2 separate regions of the Homo sapiens genome follow, and region 1 is linked to region 2. Evidence: chromatin loops called from intact Hi-C (ENCODE). Cell type or tissue: B cell. All regions are shown on one strand. Links, peaks and the distances in the headings refer to the core of each region. The heading gives the core; the rest is flanking DNA. Region 1 has its middle 10 kb from the start of CA4. Region 2 holds the start of PPM1D (protein phosphatase, Mg2+/Mn2+ dependent 1D).

Region 1 (2,900 bases), core at 148-2,647, 460 kb after region 2:
CTGAGCGCGACGTCCAGCCCGAGCGCGGTCCCTAAGCGGGCCAGCCTTGGCCTGGGGCGCCGTCTGAATTGGGCGCTGGCTGCACACTCAGCTGGCCTGGAATGCCCTGGACGGCACCTGCCTGCTTGACTTCTGCCTCTACCATCTGGTCTGGCATTTCGCCCCAGGCTGATGATAAGAAGGTGCCAGGAGGCCCTGGGACACCGCGCAGGAGCACGGCGGGAGCCATACTGGGGCATAGCCCTGGACTGCCTCTCTGAACTGGCCTGCTCTGGGGAAGAGTGCCCTGCTTCTTTGTGCTACGATCATGCTTGACTCACTGGGCAATATTGTCTTGTCTTTCCTTTCTCTTTCTTTTTATGGATATAGTAGCCCTCATTCACTCTAGACCTGTCCTATGAATTGTATGGGGAGGCTGGGCCCTGGGAAGCTTTCCCTCGGCTTTTAGAATCTCAACCCCCTTGTGGTCATCCAAGCTTTCCAAAAAGGAAAGACATTTCTTTTCTTTTTGTTTTTCTTTCTTTTCTTTTTTTTTGACATGGTCTTGCTCTGTTGCCCAGACTGGAGTGCAGTGGTGTGATCATAGCTCACTGAAACTTTCTGGGCTCAGGTGATCCTCCCACCTCAGCCTCCCAAGTAGCTGGGACTACAGGTGCAGTGCCATCACTCCCGACTCATTTTTATGTTTTTTGTGGAGACGGGGCTTCACTATGTTGCCCAGGCTGGTCTCGAGCTCCTCGGCTCGAGCGATCCGCCCGCCCCGGCCTTCCAAAGCGCTGGGATTACAGGCATGAGCCACTGTGCCTGCCCAAGCTTGTGATTTTATATGCTCAGGAGCAAAAATCTGGTCCCGAAGTGGCTGTACCCAGTGTCAAAGAAGGGCATATTCACTTTGTGAAAGATGTGCGGGAGGAATTCCAGGGGTTTTTCTCTCCTGCTTCGCAGGTAGTAGCGTTGGCACAGCTTGGATGGCCACACCGCGGTTGAGATTCTAAAAACCGAGGGAAACCTTCCCGGGGCCCAGACAATTACAGGACAGGTCTGGAGTGAGCGAGGACTATCTCCATAATAAGTGAATTCCTGCCAGTGCCGGGACAGAGCATGGGGTTCGAGCTTCGCCCACCTGTCCCGCACTGCCTGGGACTGAACAAGGCATGGACCTTCGCTGAGCCTCTCAGGCAAGCTCCGACCTCCCCGGTGCTTCCGGGTGAAACCCGCGGTGGTCTAAACAGTTGAGGCAGGCGACGATCCATGAGGGTTGTTGGACCAGTGCGGACGCGTCTTGGAGTTCGGGTCGAATCCTGAGTGGAGGCTGTAGCGCGGACGCGGCTTCCGGTAGGTGGCGGAGGGGCGTGGGGCACTTCAGCACCACGGGGTGGACAGCACCCTGGAAGCAGCTGCGGAAGCCTGCAGCCGAGGTCGCAGCCAGGCTCCCCAGACCCCCGCCTGGTTCCGCGGTCTTTACCCTGGAAGTAGAGGCGGAGGGACAGCCCCAGCGGGACCGAGCTTCGAGACCCGGACCTCACGGCCCACAAGCTGTGCGGAGTTTGGGCCTGCGCTCGGGGGATCTTGTCGAGTTGGGGTCAGGGATGAGGAGGAGGGGGCCGCGGGCGAAGGCTGGCGATTCATCCAGCAGCGCTCAGCAGAAGACCAAACCTTGGTCGCGCCCCTGGAGCCCTCTTTTCCTTGGAATTCCAGTGTAGACACCGTCGCGGGTGCTGGTTGCAAGGGACCCTCAGGTCCCCGCTGGCCCAGACTTGCAGCCTCGTCTAAAACCTCCCGCCCCAGGTTAAAAGGCAAAATAACGGCACCTGGAGGGGCAATGGAGCGCGGACGGGCTGTTCGAGGGCAGCGGGGCAGAACGGTCCCGCTGCGCAGCGCTATGACCGGGACGGAAGCCATGGACCGTTTCTGGGAAGCAGGTAAATGGAATTAAGTAGATTTAAGATTCCAAGGCGTTTTACACGCGGTCCCTTCTGAGCCTCTCAGCAGCCGAGGAAGGTAGGCCCAAGCATCAGCTGTCATCCACGAAGGCTCTCAGAGGGCGGCCGACGCCTCCACGTCACACAGCCGAGGGTCTCTGAAGCCGGGACTCGAATCCAGGGTTCTGCACACCAGATCTGCTGCTAGTCCTCGGCACCTGCTGCCTCGCGGGAGCCCAGTCGCCTGCAGGACAGGGAGTCCCTGCAGCTGCCCCGTTCGCTGTGCCTCCGGGGTCAGTCGTGGGCGCCCCAGTCCAAGCGCGGCCTCGGAACCGAATGGACAAAGACGACGGGGGCTGGAGACGCGTAGGGATGGCTGCGGCAATTACGGCCCTAGGAGGGGGAGCGCACCGCGCATGGGGACCGTGGACAGGCGGGGCCCCCTGATCCAGTCGGAATGAGGCGCGGGGCTCCCGGTTAGCGACTTGCCTATACACAACGCCCCATCTCCTGAGTTCGCTTTCAAGGCCCACCCACTGTTCCACTCATTCAGCGCTGGGCCATTCCACAGGCAGTTCCCCCGAGCCGGCCAGGTTCCACCTTCTGGCTGTTTCAGCTTCCTGAATTTCTTATCCCACCTGCCCGCAACAGCCTTCTGGACCAGCCTGGCGGGACACAAGGCGAGCCCCTGGTACTTAGGAATGTCCACTAGTCAGGGTCTGCACAGTTGCTGCAGCCAGCCAAACACTTTGTTGGGGACGAAGGAGAGGGATCTCTGGTGACTGGGGAGAGCCCAGGTCCAGCTTTTGGGGGCTAGGGAGCTACACTGTGGAGGGAGCCACACCCTGTCCTCTGGGTGACCAGTGAGGACTATACTCACTGTGCACCAACAATGTCAGATATTTCTTTCCTGGACGCCCAGGAAGTTCTCCTCAGACCAGAACTTAGTCCCCGCTTTCCAGCAGCTGCTCAAAATAT
Region 2 (2,900 bases), core at 116-2,615:
AGAGGCTGAATATGTACAGGAAAGGGGTTGGCCTGCAGATTGCAAACTACAGTTTACTTTACAGAAAATGTGGAGCCATCCAAGAATTTGTGATTGAAAAAAAAATTTAAACCTTCGTTTCCTTTGTCAAGACTCCCAAAATAATTAGCATACTTTTTTTTTTTTTTTTTTTTTCAAGCTTTGAGGACGAAGTCTGAGGTCTAGCTGTGGTACAAAACAAACTTTAACATTTTTCTGGAGTATAAGGCTCTAAACTTTATGCATCATAAGAGTGACAGCTTAATTCGAAAAGTCTGTGTATGTAAAACTAAACCATACATATTTACATTTAACAGCATGGCCCCTGCTTTATTAAAAAATGTTCCTGAAGGTCCGGCAGGGTAGCTCACGCCTGTAATTCCAGCACTTTCGGAGGCCGAGGAGGAAGGATCGCTTGAGCCCAGGATCGCTTGTTGCCCAGCCTGGGCAACAAAGTAAGGCGGCCCACACCCGTCCCCCGCCCCTGCCCGTCTCTTAAAAAAAAAAAAATTTAATACTAATGTAACGGAGTTTATACCTTAAAGATTTTTTATCCTTAAAGTTCAAACATATGGCAAATTCATGTTACTCCAAGTATACTGCAAAATAAACAGCACTCTAAATAGTTCTGTGCCTAGTCTTCCTCTCTTGTGCTGCTGTCGACTTCTCGTTGCCCTGCAGTCAATGATATCACATATTTCTACAATACACTACAGTGCTTTCAGCTCTACGGTGCCTACACAAAAACAAAATAAATCCATAAAGAGGGGCCCCTGGGATGGATGGGAAACGCCTCCAACAAGCCTAGTGGCTGGTTTTTGAGTCAATCAACTAACTCTTGGCAGAAAGCCAAGCAAATGGAAAACAGACTTTGAAACCGGCTAATCTACAACTCTATGACAATACCTTTCTAAAAATGTTCTGTATTTGCTAAATCTAACTCTTTTCTCTATGTCTCTATCCCTCTGCTGAAAATAAAGCAACGTTATTATGCTGCCATAAACAAGGTTTTTTCCCACCACTGGAAGTATTGTCTTCTTTGCTCTAACAAAGATGCATGCCATTTATTCACTGCAATAGATAAGCAATTATAATGCTGTAAGATGATTCTGTAAATGTTGGGCACAGAAATCCTGCCTGCTTTACAAACATTTAAAAAAACTTAGATGAAACTACAACTACACCGAAATTTTTAGACATTTAAGACCTTTATTTCCTTCTAGCATACAGTAATTCCTTGCCTTTTCTTATTTTGATGGGCAGTTACAATTTATAAGTACTTTTTAAACTAGGAACAACCGGTTGGGAACTATCTGAAAGCAATCAGCTAAGGCAATTTCCAAAAAGAAAACCCAAGCAGAATCTAACGCACACCCTTAACACGGGGCCAGTTTTTAAGAGGTAACAACACGTTCCGCGTTTTTAGTTTTCATAAGCAGTACAGGTTTATGATCCTAAAAACATCTCACCATCATTACAACGGAATTCCTTCCAAAACTTTAAGTTGCCGGATGGTTACGTTTCAGCCCTTCTAAATTAGCTTACGCTTTACTCCAGCAACCAACCCCAGCAATCCCGGGTCAATCTGGAGAACTGACACCACCGGTAGGAGGCAACCGAGAGGGATAAGACTTTCAGGAGCAGAATTATGACAGATTCTCTAAGGAAACACTACAGTTTTTCCTTCGCCTGGCCCAGGTGCAACATCGATTTATCTTTTGGCCAAAATCTGGCGCCAGGTTTCAAACACGTTTCCTCTGGTTGCCACCAAAGTGAAGCAGGGAAGGGAGTGGACTGCTTCCCATTGATCCTTGGAGGATGGAAATAAAGCAAGAATAGGCTGCAGGGAGACGGCAATCCTATCTTCCCCAAGGCCGCTTGGTTTGCCCGGACCTCCACCCAGCAAAGCGCTATTACAGCTTTTAGTCACTTCCATCAGTGTATACTTTGGTTGCGCTCTGGGTGCCGGGGGCCCACGCGGGGCTGGTGCCATAAAAGCCCTGAACTGCCTGAAAAAGGGGCGGGCGCCAAACAAGCCAGGGAACTTACCCAGTTTCTTCCACATGGCAAGGTGACAAGCGAGAAAGCCTTTGCGGATGGCAGCGCAAACCTTAGCCGGCTCGGACGAGGTGAAACCCTTCTGCTTCTTGATGAAACCCCACAAGTGCTCCCGGGCAAACTGTGCCGCCTCCCGCCCGCCGTGCCCGTCGCACACGGCGAAAAAGGCCACGGAGGAACGGCGGCGGCAGCAGCGGCTAGGTGCCGGCGAGGCCCCGGCGTCCGGGAGAGGGTCGCGAGCCTCTCGGGCTGCCACCGCTGGGCCTTTCCCCGAGACTTCGCCGCCGGGAAGGGCGGCCGGCGACGGCCGCGGAGGCAACGGCTGAGACAGCGACCGCCGCGGCGAGGGCTTTTCTTCAGCCGTCGGTTCGGGCTCCACAACGATTTGAGTAACGTCCTCCATGTACTTCCTCCCGCCCTGGTCGGAGAAGACGCTCACTCCCAGCGAGTACAGCCCCGCCATGGCCGGCTGGCCGGGATCCCGCCGGTCCCACGCAGCCCGCCGAATCCGGCGGCGGGAGACACACTAGGCGCTCGCCGGCCAACTATTGTTTATCTTCGACGACGCCGAGAAGGGGGAGGGGGCGGACCCGGAGAAGGGGGGGCGCGCGATGTCTGGACTTGTCCGCGAGAGCTGGGCCGGAGCGCCGGAGCGAGCAGAGCCAGGCAGTTGCGCCTGCGCACTGCGCTTCCCCCCACCGCCCGCGCCCACCACACAAATCAGGCGTTCTCCCCCGCTGACGTCACTCGGCTCTCTAAGCTCGACCAATCCGGAGTCGAGTGGAGCGAGCCCGCCCTCCGTCCCCGCCTTCGCTCCCGCCTGC

The links. Hi-C counts contacts between places; a loop is a spot of excess contacts. Peaks named below come from ENCODE experiments on the same cell type or tissue, not always from the same donor. Only the 100,000 strongest peaks of a DNase experiment are listed, where the experiment ranks them.
Region 1: a loop joins it to region 2, with 2.8 times the contacts of the local background. A loop is called at or near these places in 4 of 110 quality-filtered maps.

What each region holds. Positions count from the first base shown.
Region 1 is chr17:60,138,441-60,141,340 of GRCh38, reverse strand. No RefSeq gene overlaps it. Among named protein-coding and RNA genes, the nearest start is that of CA4, 10 kb to the left of the region's middle. RefSeq lists enhancers at 1-27, 684-1,217, 1,752-2,285. In B cell, for the core only: CTCF peaks have their summits at 1,080 and 1,282; DNase peaks (open chromatin) are centred at 1,370 and 2,049; H3K4me3 peaks cover 730 bases; H3K27me3 peaks cover 2,500 bases.
Region 2 is chr17:60,600,054-60,602,953 of GRCh38, reverse strand. It overlaps PPM1D (protein phosphatase, Mg2+/Mn2+ dependent 1D), which reads right to left and starts at 2,761. Exons shown (of 6, transcript NM_003620.4): 1 at 2,068-2,761. The coding sequence starts at 2,539. RefSeq lists enhancers at 2,642-2,691, 1,852-2,839, 2,840-2,900. In B cell, for the core only: CTCF peaks have their summits at 1,432 and 1,635; DNase peaks (open chromatin) are centred at 843 and 1,623; H3K4me3 peaks cover 2,500 bases; H3K27ac peaks cover 1,118 bases.